Linked DNA regions of Homo sapiens: all the other regions are linked to region 3. The links are chromatin loops, found by intact Hi-C in ENCODE. Cell type or tissue: mammary epithelial cell. All regions are shown on one strand.

Region 1 (2,500 bases), 340 kb before region 3:
CAGTGGCTCGATCTCCGCTCACTGCAAGATCCGCTTCCTGGGTTCACGCCATTCTCCTGCCTCAGCCTCCCGAGTAGCTGGGACTACAGGGGCCCGCCACCATGCCCAGCTAATTTTTTTTTGTATTTTTTTAGTAGAGACGGGGTTTCACCGTGTTAGCCAGGATGGTCGCGATCTCCTGACCTCGTGATCCGCCTGCCTCGGCCTCCCAAAGTGCTGGCGTGAGCCACCGCGCCCGGCCTGATTTTACTTTTATCAGTGAAGTATTACAACATAACTTTATTGAATAAAACACAAAATAAGCACTCTCAAAATCCATTTAAACTTACATCAAAAAAAAAATTCAACCAAATATTTCATTTACCCAGAAATAAAAACTTTATGTTAGAGGACAGAAAGAAAAAGAAAATCGGGGGAAAAATGTATTTAAAAAGGTCATTATTCTCTTCGAAATTCCAGCAATGATACTAAATAGTAATATCAATGAAAAGCCAGGCTTCTAAGAAGTGTTGAGTACTTCCTGTAGCTATTATTTTACGTTCTTCATATAGAATTCTTTTTTTTGTTGTTTTGTTCTGAATACAAAGAGCCTGGCTTTTTCACTTTTATATTTTCCCACCTTAAGTTGGATTTTTACAAATGGAGGCATTCCTTAAGAGTTGACTTAAGAATTCATTGATTTAGTGCTTGATGTTAATTTTTTCAATAACCACTAAAGCCTGTGCGATACCCTTCTTTTTGCCCAAAACATGTACTTTAAAAAACAGCTAATTTTCATGGAAGCAAAAAGAATATAACCACATCCTCAAATCTGGAAAAAGTTGTATCTTACTTTCTACTTTTGTACAAGTTTCTGAGAAAATGTAATGCTCCAGTACTTTGGAAGTAAAAGTACTGGAACTTTTACTTTTTCTGAAAAGTTCTTAGAGCTACTCAGAAGAAATGAGAAAGATGCGGTATCAGGGGGAGGACAGGGTGGGAGCTGGAGGGGCGGGTTGAGCGCGGGGAGGGTAACGGATAAAGGAGAACAAAGCAGAAGTAGCATGGACTCTACTGCCCTCTAGTGTTTGGATTCCAGAAGAAGATTAAGGTGTTTCCTGGCTTTCATGTGTTCTCTTGTGGGTTTATTTTTCCCTGGAGAATTTTAACCAAATGGGAAGGTGTTCAACCAAGTGACAACATTGCCTGAAGTATCAGGAACAGCCACGTTTACTTCATCAGTCATAATGATCATCGGATTTTTTCTCTGTTTACTCAGGTCAATGAGGAAAACACATCAAACACAGAACCAGCACTTTAAAAGTATTGCTGGAAAGATTCTTTTCCCCCCCAATAATTTAAAAGCAGAGTTTTTAATCGTCTGCACATTTCCCCCAATCTCTTGCATTTCTTGTGAGCATCTAGTTCCCTTTTAACACCTTGAAAAGCCCCAGAAGTCTGAGAAAGCTGGCCCGGTGGTGTCACTGTTGCACTGTGCGTGCACAGATGAGCACTGGTTGTTGAAATCTAAATGGCTGATGCTCCTGGGGTGTTCCACATGTTTTAATGTGGGTGTAAGCTATTTCATCTGCTACACTTACTTCTCTAAAACGTGTAGGGTAATCCTTACTTTTTTATTACTAAAATTTCCTTATAAATGGAACTTGCATCTTCTTATAAAAACATTTTAATGATGTTCATCACTAATCTAAATTTATCCATTTGCAATGCACTTCCATTTACTGAATGTGCTTTATAACCATATATATGCCAATTGACTATACAATGTACACATGCTTTTCTAAGTGCACAAAATATTAAATTATCCACAAAATGGCTCTGCCTGGTAACTTGATATTACAATCACTATTATACAAACATAAACATTTAATCAAGCTTGTATAGAGAATTGTATCAACAGTAAACACAATTGTAATCAAAATATCTTTTATGTTTAGTCTTGTTTCTATGTAGTTGTCACAAGATTTAGTAGCTGGCACAATAATAAACTGATATGGTAATTTGCCTGATATTGCTATGGGGAGAACAGATAAAACTTAACTGAGCTCCAAATCACAGATATGATGTAATAATCAGTGAACTTTAATACTTGCTAAGCAAATTGTTCATCCACACTTTCCTACTCTGTTAAGGAAAGAGTTGAAGCTGAAAAATATTTCAGGTAGCTTCTTGCTAGAAATTTGTATACATTAGAATATATATATATTCTAATGGTTTAATGTCTGAACTATATATGTATTCTAATATATATTCTCTCTATATATATTCTAATGGTTTAATGTCGGAACTTTCAGAGTACAGCTCAATAAATTAATGGTAATAATTTGCTACTATTCATTCATCTCCTTTCACCAACTTCAAATGTACAAGATTAATGCTTGTTTAATTTCCTTCAATTAAGCTAACATGATAAGCTACTTTTATAAATTATTTAAGTATTGGATTCTTGAAAAAAACCAACATTTTCAAATACTTGTCTTAAATTAAAAGTCACTTATTA
Region 2 (2,500 bases), 1.2 Mb after region 3:
AGGAGTAGACATTTTCCACTAATCCAAGTAATACACAAATCCAGAATAATATAAAAAGAAAACATGTTACCAATAAAATATTCATGGATAAACATACAATAAATTTAAGAAGGTATACTCTTTAAATACAGTGGTACTTTCCTTCATATTTAATTGAAAACCGTAATTTTCTAGTTTTGGTAAATAACCAGTATCCAATAAAATGAAATAGAGTTTCATAATATACCAAATGACTAGGCATCTGCTTATAAGCATTTAAAGTAACTATGTGAAATAGTCAAATATGGACCTTGGTAAAAAATGAAAGTTCATTTTCTTCAAAATCCATCTATTTTATTCACTTAAATGCCAAATCATTACCCAATCTACAGGTTTTAGAACCTAGACAATGATTTTCATGCCAATAAATATTTAAAGTCAAACATTACTTTCGAGAGGGGTTTTAAGTAAAATTCAACATTATACTGGAATGATAAATGCAAATGATGCAAACTAATTTAATGTCTAACATCTGAAAAACTTCTCCAAACATCTCAAAGTTTATAATCTTTATTGATTTAGTGATTCTAACAAAAAATGTTTAATTTATCTCCATTTATTTAGAAAACAAAACTATTACTCAAGTTTCTGCAATTTTTCTAGACATGCATTTTTTACACTGAGAATTTGGGGATTTTTTAAGTTACTATTTCTGATAAAGATAGTAAATACTAATTCTTTTTAGGTTCACAGGCCTTTTTTTAGTATAAGACTCAGAATATAAATCAATATCTATAGCTTAAAAAATAAATCCTAAATTTGGGCATTGATTCATGATAAACTATAAATTCCTTATCTCCTGCACATCTTAGTCCTTACTTCCTCAACAAAAGATAAATTCAAGTATTTCCTCAAAACTTCACATGGTAAAAACATATAAATCTTTGAACGTTCGTGATAAAAGAATATTTTAAAAGTAAAGATTAAGAAGAAATCTAAAAAGCATTAAGTTACTATAAAAAACAATGGGGCACTTGCAAAGAAATTAAAATAATCCAGCTCAGAAAGAGCTCTCCTGAAAACAGAAGGCGAGGAGAAGAGAGAAATGGAAGAAAATCAGGCTCCCAATCTGTTCATTTCCCAGAATTTGTGAACAACCTGCTTTCTCTCAACTGTCTTTACCATGAGCATAACATACAACGTACCAGTTTTCTACTGAATACAGGTTAAGTGCCATTACATCAATGGTCAAAGTGCAACTCATTTTTTTTGTTGTTGTTGTTTAATGAATAAACACTTTCGCCTTAAAAAACAAGAAAAGAAAAACAAGAAAGTTAACACTTTCTCTTCTGACCCAGGCAATTCCATTCAGCTTTGGAATTTAAAGATGGGCTAGAAAAGATACTATGCTGCCACCTATCTACGTGAAAGGGTAGAAAGAAAATGCAGACTACAGCTTTTGCTTCAGTCTGGCTGACAGAAGAACACAGGGTCAAAGTCCACCACATGCTTTAACTGCATCATTACTCCCACAAAAAATATGTATAATAATCATTAATGCAATATCCAAAGATAGTTAGGGACCTTCGGGGATCTTATTCCATATCCTGAATAATAGAAAGGATAATAAGATGAAGTTCCTGATACTGTCTTTATTCACACATAGTTTTATACACATAATCAACAGCTGGATACAGATTTTTGCTTGTTTTAGAGAAAAATGAAAGAAACACAGGAAAAGACTTGCAAAAAACACTGATGAGGCAGTATTTTTTGAAGAATATTCCACCATAAAACATTATTTTTTTAAATGTCAATGGTAATAATGGTGACTTTGGTTCTGAAATTATTGGTAATTTTTTTCTACCTTTATGAAAAACACAGTAAATGTAATTTACAAAAGAACTGCTGAAGTAAGAACATTATTTTATTATTTAGCTTTAGAGAAGTTTGTTATACTGCTGGAATTTTACTAAAGATTTGCCCTTAAAACCAATTATTCCAGTTACAGCCTCAAGGGTTTTGTTGTTTTTTTTGCCCAGCAATGACCTCCTTCATCTCCCCATTTGGTTAATCTCTATCTCACCTATGAAGTCCACCATGAGTCTCATTCCCTACTCTACAGCACTTCTCAGACCTTATGGCCACAGAAGTTTTGCACTGCACAACTCCACAGGATACTGTTTACATAGACTATGATGTGAGTGTTGCCTCCTGGAGTTATGCAATTAGGCAGCAATGATTAAAATCACCTGGGAAGAAATTTTTTAAACAAAATGCTATTGCCATTGACACCTATGAGGAAACAGTTCGTATGAGACCAACACTCACACCAAAAACACTATTAAAAGCCAGATAAAATCCAATTAATTAATAAATACACAGCTGTTTAAAGATACTGGCAAGTAGCCAAACTCCCCAGAACTTAAGAGGCCAAAATCTCAGAGAAAGTAGACAGGCGTTAAGGTGAGCCATATATTCTGCACTGCTTTTTATCTGAAAGTACCTGTCAATTCACATT
Region 3 (2,500 bases):
GGGTACGGTGGAAGAAAGACCTCATCGTTAAGGCAGAGAACATCCACAGAGCAAGATCTTGTCTCTGTAGGGCTATATTGCTTCCTTTCTAAAAAAAAGAAAGGTTTTCCTTCACAGTGCATTTACGTCAAAATTCTAAAACCTCTCACATGAGCCTATCACATCAACCTTGTCAAGTCTCACTTGTTGAAATGAGTGGGATTTGAAAACTTCTGAGTGTGCTATTACATTTTCCATTTATGTTCAGGGAATATGGCTGTGTGAAAAGGAGGCCAAGAGTTGTGGGGGTGGTGGATTTGAGGGAGAGACAACTCTAAATGAGTGAAACCAAATAGATTGATTGTTTCAGGTGGTGGAGGGTAGTCTCCAAGAAGGATTGGGCAAGGACTTTGAGAAGAAAATGCATTTTACTTTTTACATTTTTAACATTTATTGCCCTCACTAAACTACATGTTACATCAAATATCAGAGTTTAAATAAAAGAATCCAATGTTTCTTTGCTTCAAAACTGTAAACAATTTACAACTGATCTATTTATTCTCGATGAAATAACAATAGATACTTCTTTTTATTTTCTTCTTGTCTTTTTTAGAGCTCAAGAGACAAGGAAGCATCATGTAGAAATTTGATATTTCCATTAAGATTTCTCAGCTTCTGGAAAACAAATTTGATATTTGTGTCAGGTTGGAGAAAATGCAACCCTAAACCTAACCTTAATTATATTTTAACCCTAACCCAAATTCTGTGTAATAGAGGGTACTAGGCAAGGGAATGACCAGATGTTTTTTAGAGAGGGCAGAAGTTGTTTACTGATGTTAGAAAATTCACGTAACTTGGGCAGGAGAGGTGGCTCACGCCTGTAGTCCCAGCACTTTGGGAGGCTGAGGCTGGCGGATCACCTGAAGCCGAGAGTTCGAGAAAATTCATGTAACTATCCACTTCTAAAATTCTTAGCATTTGTATTGCTATCATTATAAGTGAACATCTTTCAGGTTTACCAAAAAGCTTAGCCATTTTTTAATCAAAATTTAATTTGGTGAAGATGTTTTTTAAATAAGTAAACAAATTTCTGATTGATAGAGATCAAATGTTTTCCCCTAGTAGCCAGTAGAGGGAGCTGTTGGCATTTGATTTGGCATTATAACTCGACCTGGAAGTTCCCTTAATTAATTCAATGTTTGAAATCAAACCACAGTTTAAATGTAATGATATTAATATGCAAGAATAGACGTGTAAACGTGGAGATTTTCCATTCCCATTAAACTTTCTACACAACCACAGATTTCTGGTTCTTCTGTGGGCCCCTTTTAGAGAGCTTATGTTATAGAAATGTTGGCTGCTGTAAATTAAAGCTGCTCAGAATTGAGTTCATGTACCTAGGCAATGATTCAACATTTCTGAGACTGATTGCAAGTCAAGAAAGAAAGCAGCTTCTTCCTCCAGCTCATAAAAAAAGAAAGCAAAAAAAGATGTTTGACCTAGAATTATACTTGAAGTTTTCAAAAGAAAAATTGTATGTATTAGGTTGATAATAAGTTTGATTATCTCTAATCCAGGAGGAAGAATCCTCTGTAGTTAATGTTCTGGGTATATTTGATGCCGTCCTTGTGGTGAAATATAGCATATTGATTTTTCTTATATTCCCTTCACCCCAAGTTCATTTCCACAGCTATAGTTTAAAAAGCAGTTATTCACAGCCTAGTGTTTAAAATATACTTCTCCTTTTTGTAATAGGTTTAAGCTAAAATGGATTATAAGTAATAATTTCCAAGCACTTCACCAAGTATTATCTTTATCTCAATAAACCTTAATATATAATGTACACATAAACTGCAGTTGTAACTATCTGCAGATAACCTAGCAGACAGCCGGGGAAAGGATTACTCTGATAGTAGTACTTCTCAACCAGCCTCGGAATTCAGTTGTAAACCCCCTAGGTAAGAGAAAGTTTGAAGAGAGAGTTGGAAATAATCATTCTGATTCACTTAAATGTTTCCCCTCCCTAATGTAAACATAAAAATAAACTATTGCATATTTAAATATATGATATTAAAGACATGAAATCTTACCAAACTTGAAATAGAAAATTACTCTAAAAGATAAAGAAAGCAGTGTTCTGTTTTGATACGGATTAACAGATGAACATTAAGCTCTCTACCCGATCGTCACCGATAGATTTAAGATTACTCCTTAAGGCTACACTGAAAGCATACTAGAAATAATAGGGTTAATTGTGTTCTGAGTACATAAAGAAGTGCCACTTTCTGGGGACAGTATGCCACATTGCAATTGGCAAACTAAATGCTAAACCAAAATCACTTCCCCTGTTCACAAAACATGTGGAGCTTCTTGGAAAGAAAAAAAAGGTGTTTTTTAACTGAGTGGGGACAGTGTTCTGTGCTATTTCCAGGAAGTGTGTATTTTCTCAAATCACTTATGCTTTTTAATCTGTTGGACCTGGTCTATGTTTTGTGTTGATTTCTGGGCCTTCCAATCAAAA

What was found. Peaks named below come from ENCODE experiments on the same cell type or tissue, not always from the same donor. Only the 100,000 strongest peaks of a DNase experiment are listed, where the experiment ranks them.
Region 1: a loop joins it to region 3, with 13 times the contacts of the local background. A loop is called at or near these places in 2 of 110 quality-filtered maps.
Region 2: it touches region 3 in a loop (5-fold over the local background); 2 of 110 quality-filtered maps call a loop at or near these places.

Annotation. Positions count from the first base shown.
Region 1 is chr9:13,087,874-13,090,373 of GRCh38, forward strand. No RefSeq gene overlaps it. Among named protein-coding and RNA genes, the nearest start is that of SNORD137, 120 kb to the left of the region's middle. In mammary epithelial cell, CTCF peaks have their summits at 1,065 (motif pointing left) and 1,455; no DNase peak of the experiment used is centred here.
Region 2 is chr9:14,651,554-14,654,053 of GRCh38, forward strand. The region is part of intron 7 of ZDHHC21 (zDHHC palmitoyltransferase 21); the gene reads right to left. Among named protein-coding and RNA genes, the nearest start is that of ZDHHC21, 41 kb to the right of the region's middle. In mammary epithelial cell, a CTCF peak has its summit at 1,392; no DNase peak of the experiment used is centred here.
Region 3 is chr9:13,426,608-13,429,107 of GRCh38, forward strand. The region is part of intron 1 of LINC01235 (long intergenic non-protein coding RNA 1235); the gene reads right to left. Among named protein-coding and RNA genes, the nearest start is that of LINC01235, 3.5 kb to the right of the region's middle. In mammary epithelial cell, a CTCF peak has its summit at 1,107 (motif pointing right); no DNase peak of the experiment used is centred here.